Regions from separate parts of the Homo sapiens genome. Here region 1 is linked to region 2. Evidence: read pairs that join two places in POLR2A ChIA-PET (ENCODE). Cell type or tissue: K562. All regions are shown on one strand. Each heading gives the region's core, and the rest is flanking DNA. Links, peaks and the distances in the headings are about the cores only.

The links. ChIA-PET counts read pairs that join two places held together with the same protein. Peaks named below come from ENCODE experiments on the same cell type or tissue, not always from the same donor. Only the 100,000 strongest peaks of a DNase experiment are listed, where the experiment ranks them.
Region 1: POLR2A ChIA-PET joins it to region 2 with 5 read pairs; 2 of 35 experiments call an interaction of 5 or more read pairs at or near these places.

What each region holds. Positions count from the first base shown.
Region 1 is chr6:166,936,758-166,946,892 of GRCh38, forward strand. It overlaps RNASET2 (ribonuclease T2), which reads right to left. Exons shown (of 9, transcript NM_003730.6): 4 at 9,925-9,982; 5 at 6,262-6,332; 6 at 2,138-2,251. It also overlaps the pseudogene LOC105378119. Among named protein-coding and RNA genes, the nearest start is that of RNASET2, 15 kb to the right of the region's middle. RefSeq lists an enhancer at 4,138-4,638. In K562, for the core only: no CTCF peak of the experiment used is centred there; a DNase peak (open chromatin) is centred at 6,224.
Region 2 is chr6:166,506,551-166,516,685 of GRCh38, forward strand. It overlaps RPS6KA2 (ribosomal protein S6 kinase A2), which reads right to left. Exons shown (of 21, transcript NM_021135.6): 4 at 3,727-3,807; 5 at 1,653-1,732. It overlaps MIR1913 (microRNA 1913), which reads right to left and starts at 2,883; the gene lies at 2,804-2,883. RefSeq lists enhancers at 1-526, 527-1,466. In K562, for the core only: a CTCF peak has its summit at 521; no DNase peak of the experiment used is centred there; H3K27me3 peaks cover 2,738 bases.

The DNA.
Region 1 (10,135 bases), core at 4,214-8,213, 430 kb after region 2:
GGGATAAACCAACCACATCCAAACCATAGCAGGAAAGCTACTGAGTTTCAACGAGTGTAAGTAGGAGCCACTTAATAAACTATTTGTTGGATACAGAGATGAATTATTTAGATGATTGATTTTAAAATTTTCAGTAGTATCCATTTATCCTTTCTCTGTTTGATTAAATGAACTGGTTTATGGAGTCAGCCTGGAAAACACCAGCACTCTGCAGCAGGGTCAGGACTGTGAGACCCCTGTTTTGAAACAGAGGGCATCTTTCTTGTCATCTCCAAAGTGGGTCCTACCCTGCCAGTCTTTCAGCAATGTCAGACTTTCTTTTTAACTGCAAGTCTCCTGTGCTCCAGGAGCTACCTAAGACACTCTCTTGGTTAATCCTCATAATGACTTTTTTTTTTGAGACAGTTTTGCTCTTTTCGCACAGGCTGGAGTGCAATGGCACGATCTCAGCTCACTGCAACCTCCACCTCCTGGGTTCAAGCCATTCTCCTGCTTCAGCCTCCCGAGTAGCTGGAATTACAGGCATGCACCACCACACCTGGCTAATTTTTGTATTTTTAGTAGAGATGGGATTTCACCATGTTGGCCAAGCTGGTCTTGAACTCCTGACCTCTGGTGATGCACCCACCTCAGCCTCCCAAAGTGCTGGGATTACATGCATGAGCCACCACACATGGCCCATAATGATTTCTGAACAGCTAATTAGCTACATTTGTTAGGTGAGAAAATGTTTCCTAAAATATTGCTCTTACTGCAAGAAAGCAATGCTTCCTTTATTAAAAACCTAAGATTAAATTACATAGATCAAATTATATACACAAACTATATACAAATCAAAGTGTATAGGTCTGTGTACGTTTCTTAGTGTATATACCTGGTAGTGCAGATTTTAAGAGCTGGAAGAGACTTCAGGGTTGAGGGCAACCTATCCATTTATTTCACAGCATGGAAAAAAGAGCTAGAGGTTAGATACACAAATTGTACAACTAGTTAGTGTCAGAACCAGGATGAAAAGGCACACCTAATGCCACGCGCTCTGGGAGGTGATTTTTAAAGAAGTTTATTCACAGGGCATTCTTTGATGTAATCTTGATCCCCGCTAACCGTGCCAAGCCCCTCTTCTATCAGTGCCTGAGCTCTATCCCACCCAAGTTGCAGCTGTTAGACTGCGTTTCATCAGATGACACAGGAGACCATCTGTGTGAGACGATTTTGTACGTTGAGGAGGCAAAGCACATGTCTAGATAAGCAATGGAGGTTTATTCATCTTTTAAGCAGTTTTGATTCAGAAACCTTAAATACAGCTGATTAGCTAAGGCTCCTGGTATTATTCTGATTTGAAGGAGAATTGCTCTAAAACAAGCTGCGTGAATTCCAAAAGCAGCAACACAGAGGCTGTGCAATTGCCTGTCATGTTTTTCACGACTTCACTGGTTTATTATGACCTCTTATGATGAAGGTCAGTGAGAGCAGCTAAGACGCTGACACCCTGAAACGTCCCGACGGAGAGGTAAGGGCACACCCTGGCTCTCTAGCAACCAGATTCGGACAGTGAGTGGGCTCGGTGTGGCGCTCAGAAGGCACTTTGCTTTACAAGTCAACTGGCTCAAGTGGGACAACGTATTCCACTTCTCAAGAATAGAGGTGAGGGCAGGCAGGGACGATTTAGGCAGGTTGGGGTCATTTCTGGGGCTTAAAGAACCCTGGCCCACATCTCTTTCCTGCCTGCTTGTTCCAGGAGTTCTGCGGCAAAGACCTACAGACTTCCAGAGTTTCCGTCTTTCTAAGGAAACGACTTATTAATGCACTATCCTTTATCAGGAATCATGGCTGAGAACGGCACATGCTGGTTGGAGTCCTCGTTTTCCCTATGGCCGACTCTGATGATGAGATGGTGCCCAGATGGGCATCCCAATACTCTGCACCCACTCTGTGTGATCGTGATGTAGAATGATCTGGAAAGGCTTGGTAGGCTCAGAACATTCCTCAGGAATGATCCCAGTAGCCGAATAGTGCACATGCAGAAGCTGCTGGAGGGCAGTGAGGTCTACACCCACTCCCCTGGATCCAGCTGTCAGGCTTGGGCGACAGCAGAGATCCCCACTGGGAAGTGCAGCCGGGGGAAGGGCGCACCCACCTGTTGAGGTCCAGCTCCCTGTAGAGTTCCAGGCTTCTGCCAAAGTACTTCTTCTGGGAGTTGAGCGCATCCACCTGGGCGGCGCAGGTCCCATGCTTTTCCCACTCATGCTTCCTGTGAGGATTAGGAAAAATCTCCACTTAAAAGTAGTGAAACAGGCTGCGTGCAGTGGCTCATGCCTGTAATCCCAACACTTTGGGAGGCTGAAGGGGGTGGATCACCTGAGATCAGGAGTTTGAGACCAGCCTGACCAACATGGTGAAACTGTCTCTACTAAAAATACAAAAAAATTAGCCGAGTGTGGTGGCAGGTGCCTGAGATCCCAGCTACTCAGGAGGCTGAGGAGGAGAATCGCTTGAACCCGGGAGGCAGAGGTTGCAGTGAGCCAAGATCATGCCATTGCACTATAGCCTGGGCAAGAGACAAACTCCATCTCAAAAAAAAAGTAATGAAACTGATTCCCAATTAAAATGCTCAAGCATGTTTTCTCTCAGCACAGACTATTCCCATGTGGTAGGCATGTCATTTCTTTTACAAAGTAGGAAGGATAAAATTCCTTATTTGCAACATAGGCAATTATTTCAATCCCCCACGATTAAATAATCAGTTTCAGTTCACGTCTACAATTACAGCTTGCTCAATTAACAACAAATCAAAGCTGAGAAAAAAGAACATGCTGCTGCCCCAACCCCCACTGATTCACAAAGCAACGTGTGGTCTCCTGCAGTGAGTGGGTGCTTTGCAGTCAGGGAATTTCGCAGAGTGGCACAAACTGTCATTTCTAAGCAACCAGCCATGGAAAGGCAGGACAGCTAATTACCAGGAAACACCTCAGGCCCATTTTCCATTTCAGCTTCTACAAATTATAGTTTAAGCATCCATTCTACATAGAGGACAATAAGAACAACTGAATAGCCTATAACTAAAGGGCTGCACGTGAACAGCAATTTGTATTCCAGAAAAATGTGGTCACTGAGAATGATTCCTGATATTTTACTGCAGATTAAAGGTTTACAAAAATCTTTCACGTTCTTCGTTTGGTTCTCAAAACTCTGCAAGGCGGAAATATCACTGCTAGTTTACAGACAGGGAATGGAAGCCCAGAAGGGCCAGGGGACTTGCTGAAGGTCACTCAGAGCCTGCCCTTGAAGGCCACGCTCAAGTCCAAGGTCAGCGCCCTTCCCACTGCACTGGGCTGTCATCCAATCAACTGCTGACGAGATTGACAGCCACCTTCAGAATGACTGGCGTGTCATCAGATGTTTATCATCTTTAGCATGAAAAGACAAAATGGGAATCAGATTTCCTCAGCTTTATTGGTGATGAATTCATGAAGTTTTAATAAATAACATTCATGCAACCACTTATAAAGCACTTATATGCAGTCTTAAAAACACAATCTAAATGTGCATTAATTCACTGGCAAAATTCATCCAAAATACTAGTTTTAAATAATTCCTATTGATTTAACTCTCAGAAAATGATGAAAAGTTGAAAACAGGAACGATGAAAGTGGATGAGTAACTGTCTTCATCTAGAAGCCTTTCCAGAGCAAATTACCTGATAACTTCCTATATCCTATAAGGTAGAAAAAGGAGATTATTTTAAACTAATTGAAATGTAACCTGAATTCCAGGTGACTTAGTTTCTATAAAACAGGGGTAATTCTGCAGGTGAGATGAGGTGTGCTGAGCCCTTCCACATGAATGAAAACAGTTCCTGGCTCACAATAAACAGTAAATGTCAGCCATCATTATTCCTGGAGCAAGCTTAACTCAACAGATGTTGGAAATAGATTGATATTCATGGAGCTCACAGCATTCACTCACACTTCATTTGGACTGGACCTTTTTTTTTTAAGCATCAGAACGGTCAGTCACCAATGCGAAGTGACTCAGCGTGTTGCCCTCTGTGCTGAGAGACACCCTGACTCACCCACCAAGAGCAGATGCAGCCAGGAGCGGATGTCCCAGGCTCACCCACCCACTGTCACCCAGCCCGCTCGGCCACAACAGGCAGCCAGTCCTCGGGGCTGGTTATGCCCAAAGACACATTCCACAGCAGTGCTGTGACACCTTCCCCTGCCCAAGGAGCAGAGGTGGAGAAGCCAGAGGCCAACCCCCATGGAGTTAGTCAGGTGACTTGAGTGATAGGCACAGGACTGGGTGACACAGCCCAGACAGGAGCTCCTCCCTAGCTGATATTTTGTATTTAGGAGCACTCAAAAATATAAATATTAATTTGTGTGTGAGATTTATCTTTTTCATTTAGAACCAGTTTTTTAAGTGTGTAATTCAACTATCAACCTGAAAATTTAAAGTAAGTCATCTTGCCTTTATCAGAGCCCAAAAATAAATGCATACTGTGCCCACACTGTTTTGATTAAATGCTCAAGACCCAGCTCACTGAAGGCCTTTGCATGTTTGCTGATTTATTTTAAGCCATTTAGCTAAAATCTGACAGACTCTATCATGGAACATTGTAACAACTGGAAAAATTCTCTTTCACATAACTCAGTTACCATAAACTCATCATCTGAAGTACACTGTGAAGTGACATATAATTTTTTTTCCTATCTTCTTCCATTCCAACTTATCATGGCCATTATTTTGAAATAATTTTCTAGAACACAGGCTGTGCAGAACAGGTGACTGAGACCTGAACCATTCACCACCCGAATTTTCAAGGGTGATTCAACGCACAGACTGAGGGTCCATGAATCCTAAGGCCACTTCACTGCCACACCGATGAACCAGAAAGGGGGACATCACTTCCATTTCATTTTGTTTTCAAAAGCTTTCTTCTAAACTTAACTTTTAATTTTCCTGAAAATTATACACAAAAATATTTCTAGGTTAATCTTCCCACCTAAAATTTGATGGGTTGTAATCTGAATTATAAATTGCAATATTGAAGTGGGATAGAGAAAATAATTACCTTCAGTTAATATAATGTTAATACAAGGAATTTAACTTTATGTTCTTAAAAAAGCCAGGATTTTAAAAGCTATCTTGAATTCAACATGGCGTTTATGCCCTAGGCTTAGCTTCTGCTGAACTTAAAGGTGCTTCACTATGACTGAGGTCTCAGCCTCACATGCTAAGTCTCACTTTCTCTCCTCCCTAAGTCATAGGCATGAGATCATCATTTTAGAAGACATCTTCTTTTTTTTTTTTGAGATGGAATCTTGCCCTGTTGCCCGGGCTGGAGTACAGTGGTGCAATCTCGGCTCACTGCAACCTCCATCCCCTGAATTCAATTGATTCTCCTGCCTCAGCCTCCCAAGTAGCTGGGATTACAAGCGTACGCCATCATGCCCAGCTAATTTTTGTATTTTTAGTAGAGATGGGGTTTTGCCATGTTGGCCAGGCTGGTCTCGAACTCCTGACCTCAAGTGATCCACCTGCCTTGGCCTTCCAAAGTGCTGGGATTACAGGTGTGAACCACTGTGCCTGGTCTCTTTTTTCTTAATGTATTTGAAGACAGGAGCACAATTTCCTTAAGAAATATTCTCTCCTGTCTGATATGGACTAATTCTTAGATATGCAAGCATTGGACTTTGTTAAGCCTCAGAAGAGAAAATTTGTATCTTTATTTTGTTTTTGAGACAGGGTCTCACCCTGTCACCTAGGCTAGTTATCACCCCAGCTGATCACAGCTCATTGCAACCTTGATCTCCCGGGACCACAGCCGCACAATACCACATCTAGCTGACCTTTTAAATTTTTGGTAGAGGTGGCATTTTGTCATGTTACCAGGCTGGTCTCAAACTCCTCAGCTCAAGCAATCCACCCGCCTCAGCCTCCCAAAGTGCTAGGATTACAGGCACGAGCCATTGTGACTGGCCGAGAAAAGTTTTAAAGCAAAGTAATAAATACCATACAGGTTAGAAAACAGGCTTATATGGTAAATTCCACTTGCTTTCAATTTTTTATACATTGGAGAAAGGCACCAAAAATGCCGTAACAGAATCATATCTCATAAAAGGTTGTTCAAACTGCTCAGCCCCAGAAGACAGATTCTGTTATCTTGCTTCCCACACAGTTTCCACTTCTAGCGATTCATCACGCTCCCCACACCCGCTCAGACAGTAATCAAGACAGCAATCAGAGGCTGGGACTTACCAGAAGCGGCTGCGATTGGGAAACGAGTGAATTACGTCAGGCCAGTATGCCCTCATTTCTGGCAAAAGATCCTATGCATTAAAAAATAAAATAAGTCTACGCAGGTTCTTAATAATAAACTCAAAACCTAGAAGGTAAATTTGATAAACTGACACCAAAGAATTGAGCTCTGCTAATTAACAATACTTTGGTGAATAAAATAATCCTATGCTTATTTTGTATGAAGTGTTTGTTAAGATATATCTACAAGTGCAATTTGAGTAATCATAAAACTGCACACGAAAATACAAGCTGTTATAGGTGAAGGGATAAAGTGTACATCCAAACAATGGAATATTTTCAGCAACAAAAACCAATGAGCCGTCGAGTCATGAAAAGACACTGGAGGAACTGCAAACATACATTGCTAAGTGCAAGAAGCCAGTCTGCAGAGGCTACATACTGTATGATTCCAACGACGTGACAATTTGGAAAAGGTAGTCTTAAGAGACAGGAATGAGATTCGCGGTTGCTTGGGGGTTCAAGGGGAGGAAGAAGGGGAGGTATGGCTCAGGGGGTTTAGGGCCAGCGGCTGCTCCAGAGCACACTGGGTGGGACTTGCTCTCCTGCATTTGTCCAAAGCCGCACAACACAGGAGTAAACCCTAATGTTAATGCTAAACTTTATTTAATAATAAAGTATCAGTATCAGTTCATTAATTGTAACAAATGTAACACACTATAGAAGATGTTAATGATTGGGAGAGTTGAGGGGGAAGGGAGTGAACTGTCTGTAATCTCCATCCAATTTTTCTGTAAACCTATAACTGTTCTAAAAACATTGGCCGGGCACGGTGGCTCACGCCTGTAATCCCAGCACTTTCGGAGGCCGATGCGGGCGGATCACGAGGTCAGGAGATCGAGACCATCCTGGCCAACCTGGTGAAACCCTGTCTCTACTAAAAATACAAAAATTAGCTGGGCACGGTGCCACATGCCTGTAATCCCAGCTACTCAGGAGGCTGAGGCAGGAGAATCGCTTGAACCAGGGAGTCGGAGGTTGCAGTGAGCCGAGATTGCGCCACTGCACTCCAGCCTGGCGACAGAGTGAGACTCCATCTTAAAAAAAAACAAAACGAAACCATCAGTTAAAACAAACAAACAAACAAAGGACAAGCTCTCCTTTTCCCAGAGAAGAGCTTGTGTGAGCTGGGCAGCCTGGGCACCAGTCGCGCTAAATCCAACAGAACTGGAGTTTACTTTTCTATTTCTACACACCCTCTACACCAAAAAAACCCCAAAAAGGTCAGTAAAAAGGTGCTTAACAAACTTCGGATAACTTCACTTTCCTTCCCTTTCTCCTGTTTTCCAGCACCCTATATGAGGGTCCTTTTCTCAGCCCATTTGTAACTCAGCCCCTACCCCACAGCCCCTGCCTGTGTGGGCGCAGCTCTGTCCCCCTCCTCTTCCCCTCCAGCCCCCCACCCCACCTCTCCTGCCCCACCATGCTGGCTTCAGCCCCATCAGCTCTCCGAGATGTCCTAGGGCACGATATGATTGAGTGTGCAAATTGGGCTACTTCCGTTTGGGACAATGCAAAGGTGTTCCTACTGCTACACAACAAGGAAGCCAGGACTACTCTGAGGAGCAGCGGCTCACACCACCACAGACCCACGACCCACCCACGCCCCCACTCAAAAAGCATTTCAGCTTTCCTGTCCTGGACCCCCCGGGGATATGCAGTCCTACGGTGCCTCTTCTCAAATCTCTCCACTCCTGGGTTTCCGCCTTTCCCAGCTGCAGGCACACATGCCCCTTTCCACCTGGCTGTTAACACGGGGCTCCACCAGCACTGTCCCCTCTGCCCACCAGGCCCACACCTGTCAGCGCTGTCCCCTTAGCCCACCCACATCCGTCAGCCCTGCCCCCTCACCCACCCACGTCCACACCTGTCAGCCCTGCCCTCACCCACCCACGTCCACACCTGTCAGCCCTGCCCTCACCCACCCACGTCCACACCTGTCAGCCCTGCCCTCACCCACCCACGTCCACATCTGTCAGCCCTGCCCTCACCCACCCACGTCCACACCTGTCAGCCCTGCCCTCACCCATCCACGTCCACACCTGTCAGCCCTGCCCCCTCATCCACCCACGTCCACACCTGTCGGCCCTGACTCCTCACCCATCCATGTCCACAGACCCATGTCCATCCCCACACCTGTCATTTTGATTCACCATCCTCATGCTAACTATGCCTAAAGCCACCTTTCCTCTGACCCTGAAGATCCTCTATGTCACCCCCTGGAGGTCTCAAGGGCACTTCAAACTCAATGTATCCTGAAGTGGCCTCTTCATCACGCCTCCCCAGAAACCATTCCCTGCAGTGAGTCCCGGAGGAGAGGAGGAGAGTCTGTGTGAGGAGCTAGAGACAGCACCAGGCTCTGGGGTGTCCCTTCTAAGTCTCACGGCAGTCCCCAGCCTCTTGGCTCATCCCACTGAAGGTCTTCACGGGGAGGAAAAAGAAAACAATTCCATATGGATTAGAACTTGTGGGCTGGGCGCGGTGGCTCCCACCTGTAATCCCAGCACTTTGGGAGGCCGAGGCAGGTGGATCACCTGAGGTCAGGAGTTCGAGACCAGTCTGACCAACATGGGGAAACCCCATGTCTACTAAAAATACAAAATAAGCCGGGCATGGTGGCGCATGCCTGTAATCCCAGCTACTCAGGAGGCTGAGGCAGGAGAATTGCTTGAACCCGGGAGGTGGAGGTTGCAGTGAGCCAAGATTGCGCCACTGCACTCCAGCCTGGGCAACAAGAGCAAAACTCTGTCTCAAAAAAAAAAAAAAAAAGAAAAGAAAAGAAAAAAAGAACTTGTGATGGATTTGCAACTAATGACCTTGGGGAATGTACCATTCCTAGGAAAGACCCACAACTCCCGCAAGCCTTCAATGCTACCACACGTTTTAAAGAAGGCCTCAGTTACCACCCCCTCCCTGGGGTCCAGGTCCAGTTACCCTGGTATATACTGGTTACACACAGGAACTGTTGGCACCCCTAAGGAAAGATGAGGGCGTGTGTGTGAGTGAAGACTCCGTATGACATATAAGGTACGGGTATCTCAAAGGAACGCCTCTGCTAGTATCTCTAATAAATTCCCGCCCTGTGAGTTTTCTTTAATCAAGCTCTTGTACTGGAAAGGCCCAGCATGTCCACCTGCTCAGAAACCCATCCACCAGATAGGACGGCCCCAGGCCTGTGCTCTCTGAGCCTCAGCTGTCTGGAGATGCCTGGCGATATGGCACACCGACCAGATTCCCACGTCGGTCATCTGACCCAGAAGTCCTGGGGCCTGGGACGAGGCGGGGCTGGCGGGCGAGCGTCAGGATCTGCACAGGTCTGGCATGGGGGAGTGTCAGGGCTTGCTCCGGTCGGAGCCCCTCGCTCAGGCCCCTCATGCAGTGGCTTGGGCACAGGGCAGGGGAGGGGAGGAGAGGGAAAAGGTCAATTGGTGTAATTTGTGGGGTCGAGATAACAATACTTACTAAAACAGCAGCAAGGGCTCAATCCTGGTGAATACATTCATGACCCCTTAATTTTAAAGATGACTTTGAAGGTACGCTTGTGAAGAAAAGAGTTAATCTAGGTCAACACTCTGCAGTAGAAATATAATTAAAAGTCAATACCTTAATCTCTTCTAAATTGAAGGGCCACGATCTATTACATCCTTCACTTTTATCGGGCCTGGAAATTCAAATTTAAAAGAGAAAATAAGAAATATTAGGCTTGGTTGGGGTGGCTTCTACATGACCTTAGAAAACACTTTCATTGAAGTCTGCAAAGAATAAAAAGAGAAATTCTAATTGGGAATTCCTTATCCCAGGCAGGATGCTTAAG
Region 2 (10,135 bases), core at 409-4,408:
AGGCCTTTGTGTAGAGCTTGGATCAGGTTCTCCCGGCCCACTGTTTTTCCTCCATGCAAGGAGCCCCACAGAAACGTGCACCACTGTCCAAGGGACTGCTGGACGCAGAGGGACAGGGCAGCCATGGTCTCTGGGACCCTTTGCGCCCGATTCAGGAGCAGCTCTGCCTTGGTTTACTGTTCATTTGGGGCTTTGTGCAAGACAGCGGGGTCTCCTGCTGAAAAGGGGGAAGGTGGGGAAAAGGGAGTGGGGGGTGTGAAGGCCACTGTTGCTGTGAAAGCACCTCGGCCACTCCTTTGTATAAGAGATGAACAAGCAGGATCGTCAGAACGGAAAGCCCGGCACTGGCACTGCCATGGGCAGAATCTGCCTTTTGCCATCCCATGAAGCGGGGTGCTTTTCACGTCAATCAGGGCCACGGGGCTCTCAGGGTGCAGTGAAGTTGCATCCTGGAGGGTTCCTACCTAAGGCACTGGAGGTCAAGGAGAAGCCCTGGGGTGTGCAGTAGCGGCTGTGAGACAAAGGTGGCGTGCGAAGACCACACCCGATGCTCCCGAACAGCCCCAATGTTCAGCCGGCTTAGCAGTACCTCCCTCTTCCCTCCCTCTTCCCAGGATGGAAAGTGAGACCCTGTGAGAGTCTTTCCCAGCCGCTCCTACCCACCGACCTGCGCCTTCCATCTGCGCTAGCTGGGAGGTCAACAGCGTGACTTATGGTCCCAGAGCTGCAGGGGCGCTGCCAGGGCCACCTGGGACGATTGCTAGGGCCACTTGTGCAGCTTCCTTAGAACCAGGCAGCAATGCACACAGCACACCCAACACACACACACACACACACACCCACCCCACATCACACATAGCACACACCACACATACCACATACAGCACACACACACAACTCATACATACACACACCCTACATAGGCACACAGGATGTCAAACACACAGACACCCCACACCACACAAAGCACATACCACACATACCACATATAGCACACACACACCCACACACAAACACACCCCACACATACACACACCCTGCATATGCACACATGCACAAAGCACACCACACACCCCACACATAGCACACACCACGCACACCAACCCCACACATGCACACAGCATGCCAAACACACCCCCACATATACACATAGCACACACACCATCACACACAGCACACATCACATACACCACAAATCACACGCCTGACATATACACACAGCACACATCACACACATACCACACACTTATCACATGACACATGCACACCCCACATGCACACACACTCACATTCCCACACACCATGCACACACAACCCCAAACACCACGCACACCCCCCCACACACGCACTCAAACACATACACACCCCACACATCACGCACATGCACTCACACAGCCCCCATGCAAACCCCACACATGCACATGCAGTCTCGCAACCCCCCACCACACATCATGCACACTTGCACACACTCACACATGTACACCTCTCCCACACACGCACTCTTGCACACACTCACACATGCACACACCCCCACACACACACACGCACTCTCGCACGTGCTCACGTCCTCTCAATGCTCTCCACCCCTCCTCCCCTCGAGTCCCAGACAGAAGCTCCTGCCCGCCCTCCTGTGTGATGTGGCGGCTGCTCACCTCTTTGGAGAGCCGGGTGAAGAGGTCCCCTCCCCGCAGGAAGTCCAGGATCAGGTAGAGCTTTCCTTCCGTCTGAAAGGCTGTGGGGGACAGAGACCCGCATTTTGACAGCTTGTCGAATGTCCTGTGGCAACATCGCTCTCTGGCTTCTCCCTGCTCACGGTGCTGCTTACTCCGGGAGGCTGAGTCACTTGAGAAACGGCAGGACCCCGGCTGGTGACCAGCTCAGAGGGGCAGCACCCGGCAGAGGGGGTCTGACACTGTGAGCGCTGCCCCTCTCTCACTGTCGTTAGGGGGCCTTGAGATTTCTTTCATCTTTCTTTCCTCTCCCCTCCCTCCCTTTTTTAATCACAAAGGAATTGAAAGATACACGGGGAGAAAGATGTGAATATTTAAGCTGGTATCGTTGCTGGCTTTTGTCGTAATGCATTAGTGAGCAGCCTGAAGATGGCTCTGGTGGGTTTGGAGGACATGTCCTTTCCGTCCTATGGAAGTGCCTTCTTCTTACAGAACTCCACTCTGGTACCAGGGAGCCCCCCGCTTGCCTTCCTCTCTTGAGGCAGTTCTGGTGATAGGTCAGCCCAGTTATTTGAACATCAACAATGGGGCTCACGTCCTAGGTCTGGTCACTGTGAGCTATAACTGCAGACTTTCTGTTTCAGGCCACAGGCAGGCTACACAGCTCCTGCCCACACTCAGCAAGGGCCTGCCTCTGTTGAGCGGGCGCATGAGCACGGGAGGGTCTAGAGAAGCCCGTCACCATCGCTGCTGTGACGATGGTTGCTGCAGTGGCACTGGTGAGGCACCGCGTGGCATCTTTTTTATCTACAAAGGAAGTGTGGCTGGAAGGGATCCCAATATCCCTGCATACTAGAAAACGTTTTATTTTCTAAAAGTAAATGCTAGAAGCATCATAAATGTGGGGGTTTTAGAAACATAGCCCCCAGCTAGAAAGCCCTCTGCCAGGACTGTGTAAACTGAGTGTGCATTAAATGCTCCATCCTGGGCTTGGCAGGCAGGTGGAGGTGCTGGGTCACCACTGAGGTGATGTGGAGGTCTGTTTAAAGCTCTTTGTAGGACACCCAGTTCTCAATTTCTTCAGAAAAGCACCCTAGCAAGTAATGTAAATGACACGTGGGATGGGACTTGACACCAGCCACTTGGCAGCAGCGGAGGGGGCAGAGTTTTGGAAAGCCAGCCTCTGCAGCCTCCTCTGCCGGGAGGTAGAGGTTTGCAACTGCGCTGCCCACGGCCGAGAAGGAACAGCAGGGTGTGCCCAGCTTCTGCAGGCCTCCTTCATCCTGTCCTCAGATTCACGCAAATCTCACTAACACCTCCCCGACACACCACCTTGCCCTTTGCAACCAAGAACAAACTATTAGTTTTGTTGCTGTTCCCTTCTGTACTTTGCTCATCTGGATTATTAGGTGGGAAAGTTTAATGTAATAAGCCATGAATCTGCAGCCACCATCTCATCACATCTTTTTTAAATTTGAAGATTTCACTTACTGCTTCTCTGTTGGGATAAAAAGGCAGACAGCAAATGAAGAGAAGTTGTGTGGCAAAGCAGCTATGTGGCCTTTGGTTAATTATTTGAGCCTCAGAACATGAAAATAATAAGCTACCTTGAATAGAAGTTTTGAGGGTTCAACGAACTACTATCTTTAAACATGATATTCATTTGAAATGAGGTGTTACCATTTCTGGTTTAAAGAAATTATTGGGTCATAGAGTATTTTATTCTAAAACAACACAAAAATAAGTCATAGATTCACCCCAATCTAGGTTAAGATCTTCTAAATTATCAATGGTATGGTAATAATTTAATAATGGATACCCCATCTAAAATTAGATCTTTGAGATGAAAACAGGGCTTCTTGCTCTTTCAAAGAAAATAAATACAGAAGAGATTAAGTGATCAGGATAGAAGGCACCTTCCTCCCCAGGCAGGGCAGGACTCTATGGTATAGGAAAGATTTTCTTCTTTCTGATCTGTTATTTCTTTTTCAATTTTCTTTGATCTGGAGAAGGTTGCCCTGGGTCCTCTTTAAAGTGTCATTTTGACTCTACTTACCATAATGAAGCTTCACAATGAAGGGGTGATTCACTTCTGCCAAGATGTCTCTCTCCATCTTCGATCTCACTCGGTCCCGAACTGCAAAGTAAAAAGATAAAGGCTTTCATGAGGCAGGAAATAAGAGTTCTGAGGAACACTGAACATGAAATACTAGATATAATTCCCGCCAACTTTTCATTAAAAAATTTCAAACATATACAAAACTTGAAAAAGTTGTACAATAATCCTAGATTTAACAACTGCTTACGTTTTAATACATTTGCTTTCTCTCTCTCATATATATATATATATATATATATATATATATATATATATATATATATATATATATGCATCTCTAGCTCTCCAAAAAATTGTAGGCAGCACGACATGTTACTCTGAGGTGCATGTGCAGGTGTCTCCTAAGAATAAAGACAGTCTCTTAGCATAACTTTAACACCTACTGTGCCACATAGGAAAGCCAACAATCACTCCATGAAACATCTAACATCCAATCTATATTCAGTCCTCCCCTCCACGTCGTTTTCCCGACCTAGGATCCAGTTCAATTATATTGGTTGTTAAATGTCTTTGTTTTGCTCCTAGAAGACAATGGTCCCATACCTATTTCCCTCGCCCTGTATTTTTTCGTGGACTTTTTGGGAAGTCCAGGTCAGTTTTCGTCTGTAGAATGTTCCACATTCTGGGTTCGTCTGATGGTTGCTCATTTGCTTTCTAAAACTCTTGTATTTCTTGTAAACTGGAGGCGTGATAAGATTGGGGCTAAATGATTTTGGTCACCAGGTGATGCCTGTACTTTAGCCTGCCTCAGATCAGGGGGTGCCTGCTGGGCTCACCCTCTCTGTGTGATGCTAAACGTGATGTGTGGTTGAGGTGGCAGGTCACCATCTCTCCATGGAAAAGGTCTTCATGTCCCTTTGTAACAAGAACCTGTGGGCTGATATCTGGCATAGAGTGACCTGCGGGTTCCCTAACAATCCTTCATCCAATGGTGTGAGCATACATACGTGATCCCTGCCTGAATCATTCAGGGCTAAAGAACAGCCATGGTCACATTTCTGATGGAACTGGAAATCAAGAGGAAGATTCCTTCTCTCCCTCTCCATGAAGATAACCATGGACCATGTACTTTCTGTTGAATTTAGTGTGTTACAACAGCTACATATTCTTCTTAGTGCTCACACTATCTCAAGTGTGGCCATCTGGGAATACAGATGTAATTAGTTTTGATGCAGAAACAAATGAACAAACAAAGAGCACCACTTGAGTAAAAACAGCTTTAGCATTCCCCTGGGCAAGCTGCTACACCCAGGGCAGTATCCGGGACCTCACACAGCCCCATGAGCGATGGGAGAAAATTTCTTCAAACATTGCTATTGGGACAAATATGATCAGTATTGTATCATGGGCCAGGTATTTAAATTTATCCATATTTAGGACTTGTGATACATACTGCTAAAGTTTTATTTAAGAAATTCTTCACCAAGAATGCTGCAATAATAAAAAGAAAATAGAAAATTACAAACTGGGAGGATGTGGAGAACTTGGAACCATCATGCATTGCTGATGACAGTGTAAAATGGTGCAGTCACTGAGGAAAATAGCTTGGTAGTTCCTTACAAAGAAGTAGAATTACCATGCAGCCCAGCAACTCTGCTCACAGGATACACATCCAAAAAAACTGAAAGTATGGATTTGAACGGGTTCATCCACCCATGTTCATGGCAGCATTATTTACAACAGAAAAGGAGGAAGCAACCCAAGTGTCCATCAACAGATGGATGAACAAAATGTGATGCTGTAGTAAATACACACACACATACACAAACACACACACACACACAATGGGATATTATTCAGCTCTAAAAAAGAGTAAAATTCTAACACACAGTATGAATGAAACCTCAGGACATTATGCTAAGTGAAATAAGCCAGACACAAGAGGACAACTATTGTAGGATCCCACTTATAAGAGTTGCCCAGAGTAGCCAGAATCAGAGAGACAGAAAGCAGGATCGTGGTGAACAGGAGCTGGAAGGGGGAGAATGGGAAGTCATTGTTTCCACCTGGGATGATACAAAGATTTTGGGTATAACATTGGTGAGGACAACATTGTGAATGTATTGATGTCACTGAACTGTTCACTTACAAATGGTTAAAATGATCAATATTATGTTATATATGTCTTACCACAGTTAAAAAGAGAAAGTCCTTCCTCATTCCTGGGTCCCTGAGTTTCACTGTCTCAACTCCTGGTTTTAATACTCACACCTAGGATTCAGGCTGTCTGAAGTCCACCTTTGTCTTTGGTGTTGGGACAGTTTTGCTTTCCCGTTTGGTCTGTAATACTGTCTCCGGGGGCCCAGGTGGTGACCGTGGTGTATGGCCCTGCAACCCAGCTCACTGTCAGTGTCACTGTGCCCTACTCTTGGCTTTGGTTTCCTCATATACAAACCGGATGAGATGGCTCCCCCTCCTGGGGCTGCCTAAGAAACCTGTGCAGTGATGTGTGTGCCACAACAACACGGGGCCCGCCCACACTGTGCCGCTTCAGGTGTCATTGCAGTGACACCTTTATTATATGCTCAGATCCCCTTTTTTTCTTTTTCTTTTTTTCTGATCTCTCCTTGCTGTTCCACTGCTCTGCCCATCCCTCTTCTAACCCCAGACCCTTGTCATCACCGTGGTCCTGTGACATTCCTTACAGCAGGGGTGTCCAATCTTTTGACTTCCTGGGCCACACCGGAAAAACTGTCTTGAGCCACACATAAAATACACTAACACTAGCTATAGCTGATGAGCTTCAAAACATCACAAAAAATCTCATAATCGTTTAAGAAAGTTTACGAATTTGGGTTGGGCTGCATTAAAAGCTATCCTGGGCCCCATGTAGCCCACAAGCTGTGGGTTGGACAAGCTTGCCTTAGAGTCTAGACAGGCATCGAGTAGGCACCCAGCAGGCAGTGCTGTGGGCAGAGCTGGGGGATACTAGTGTCTCCCCTAAACCTCAGCACCTCCTTCCCCAGTGGTCCTCGCAGTTCCTAATCCCTTGAGACCAAAACACCAAGGTGGAGGGTGCGGGAGCGACTGCTTATCACTTCTGCCCAAGGGGACACAGGAGGTCCTTCTTCTGCCTCAACTAACGGAATCAGGATTTTATTGCTTAAAAGACCTTGGGGAGCATGCAATTCAACCCCATGTTCTTACAGAAGAGGAAACATGCTCACTGCAGTAAAAAGTATTGCTTAAAGTTAGGTAGCTCCTGGTAGCCTGGAGGAAGGAGACCCCTGCCTGCCCCGCTCCACTGGGTGAAGGCCTGGCGTACGTCCCAGCCAGCATGTGAGCACTGTCCTCACTGGACACAGGGGCAGCATGGACTGTGGCACAGAAGACAAACGCTGGGGAGGAAAAGGGGGAAGCAAGCAACCTGGGCTGAAGGAGATTTAATGAGAGGGGCCATGAATGGAAACCACTGTCCCAGTCGTTAAAGTGGAGCACTGTGTTCAGAAGCCAGGATAGCGCAGAACACTTTCAAAGAATACAATTTTGTACCCCTGGCTATGATTTTCTCTCTAGAGTAATGACCCCGGAGTTTAGAGATTCTTTTCTTCCTTTCTGATTGTAGTCATTGTGTGCAAACATTTTCAGAAGGCTCTCCTGCAGAATTTAGTCTTGCACCCGCTCCTGTTTATCATTTGTGAGTTCATGTCTTAGTGATCTGGATTCTGCGTGCTGGTCAGAGTAGTTTTTCTTCTCTATGTAGGTGAACTGGAAAATAGGCCATAGGATCGCGGATTGTGGGGAGATGTGGGAGCAAAGGTAGGCTCGGTCTTCCTAGCCCTTTTGCAAATCAGACAGCTGAATGGTGAGGTCACAATTCTTGCCGCTTGGCCTCAAATTCCTTCCTCCCCCACCTCTTCTCCTGGCCCACTCCTTTCCCATCACTACTTCTCAGTCTTCTTTGTGCCAGGTGTTTGGAATGTGAAGAGGCAGGCTCTGCCCTCCAGGAAGTGAGAGCCCAGTGGGGAGATGCCCTGTGGTGATGGCAGCAAGGGGCCACCAGAGGGTGACCAGTCCCACCTCTTGTGTGCTGGGGGACCTGTGCATGCTGGGGGAACTGGAAACAGCCTGGGAGGTTTTCACAGAGGAGGGGCTAAGCCTTACAGGGGACCCGGGAGCCTCCAGGTGCTTGGGCAGGAGGATACAGGCCAAGGGATGGCCCTGTAGGGTGGCAGCTGGGGTACCCTCAGGGATGCCAGTGGGCTGGCGCACAGAGCTGCAGTGCCACACTGATGAGGCCTGCGGGCAGGGACATGGGGGCCTGGGGAGCCAAGAGACCATGGACAGGACTTTCACACAGCACATGTTTAGGGCCTCTAGATTTAAGAGGTCATGTGGAGGATGCAATAGCAACATGGCTGGAATGGACAACGTGGCTAGAATGGGGCAAAAGGATACTGCTATCCAGCCCTGCAGAGGGACAGATCTGGCCTGGAGGAGGGAGAACTGAGACCTCAGGACCTCTCAGCTGCTGAGAATAAAAAGAAGGGAGCTGCATCATCCTAGCCCTCTGCCTGGGCGACTGGTGGAGAAATTAGCCAGGAGAGAAGTCAGGTGGTGGGCAGGGAGAGAAGAGGCCACCTGCATTCTCGGCCTGTTGAGTGCTGGGGACATGCAGGGCTCAGGAAAAGACTTGGTTTGGAGCTTTGCTGGAAATACAGATGCGAACGCCCACCCCACAGCAGCAGCCAAGGGTGCCCAAGGACCACTGGAGGATATGTAGGATGAGAGTAGAACCATGGTGAGGACCTCGGTAGGGTTACTGTTGTTCTGGGGAAGGAGGGAGAGAGGATGCACCATGATGTGGTCCACAGTGGGAAGACCTGGAGGAGACAGACAGAGAAATCAGGAAATGTGAAAGAAGTGTTTGGTGGCAGCAGATGCTCAAGACAGTCCACCAGGTGGGGACTGCAGGAGGCCGCTGGTGGAGTTGCATGACTCATGGCCGATTCATCAGGGACGATGTGATGAGGACATCGCTCATCCCCCGGGAGGGGCCCGCAGCTGGGTCTGTGATGTGGTGGGTGAGTGAAGTCAGCATCTCTGTAACCCCTTGGTGTGACTTTTAGAAGCTCTGATATACTTTCTTATTAAAACATTTTATCCATTCATTCTTGAAAAAATAGTTCCTGATGTAGATAAAAAGAAGAGAGCTTGTTTTATTAACCATGACTGCAGTTATGCACCAGAGAGGACACTCTGAAGGGCAAAATCTCATATCAGCATCGGCGTGACGTCATTAGGATGCTCTCAACACAAGCTGGAGATTGCCGAATGGAGCTCTTGTATCTACTACCCTGGCTCTGCAGCAGAGGAGAATGAATGTAGGGAGGAAAAGCAAAATGATTCACAGGGAAAATGTTACAAAGAATGTCTCTGTGAAAGGAAAATAAATCCTGGGGCCCCCACATCACTAAGCTAAAGGGAAAAGTCAAGCTGGGAGCTGCTGAGGGCAAATCTGCCTCCCATTCTATTCAAAGTCACCCCTCTGCTCACTGAGATAAATGCAGATCTGATTGCCTCCTTTGGAGAGGCTAGTCAGAAACTCAGAAGAATGCGACCATTTGTCTCTCATCTACCTATGACCCGGAAGCCCCTTCCCCGCTGAAGACTGGAAAGTCTTCCCACCTTTGCTTCGAGTTGTCCAACCTTTCCGGACTGAACCAATGTTCATCATACATATGTTGATTGATGTCTTATGTCTCCCTAGAATGTACAAAACCAAACGGTCCCCTGACCACCTTGGGCACATGCTGTCAGGACCTCCTGAGGCTGTCACAGGTGCATGCCCTCAACCTTGGCATAAACTTTTTAAATTAACTGAGACCTGTCTGAGATTTTGGGGGTTCACATCTCCATTGCCCACCTCTCCCCCGTTACAGCCTCCAATAGCTACAGCCAGTGTGAGCACCAAAGAGTTTCAGGGAGTTGATGAAAGCAAACCTGGAATCTATTCACTCAGCACAAAGACCCCAAAGGAAGAAAGGACACAGTGGAGTCAGAAAGATTTCTCTCAAAGTAAAAGCAAAGGCCTAGGCAGAAGACACAGGGCTCACGAATGCAGGCAGGCTCTGCAGGAAGCCAGGGGTGGGGGAGGCAGGAGTGACTGCACACAGTGGGAGGGGTGGGGACACTGCCCCTTCTAGGATGATTAAACAACAAGCCTCTCTCTCTCTGAGCTGCCTGCTGGCATCAAACAAAGTTAAACTCAACAAGGAAAACTTCTCTGTCACACATCACACAGCCAACGGGGCTGCCATTGAGGACCCGTGGGCTCTGCCACGCCCTAGACTCAGAATGCTTCCACAAGGAGAAATCCTCATGAGATGCATGTGGCCAGGCTTCC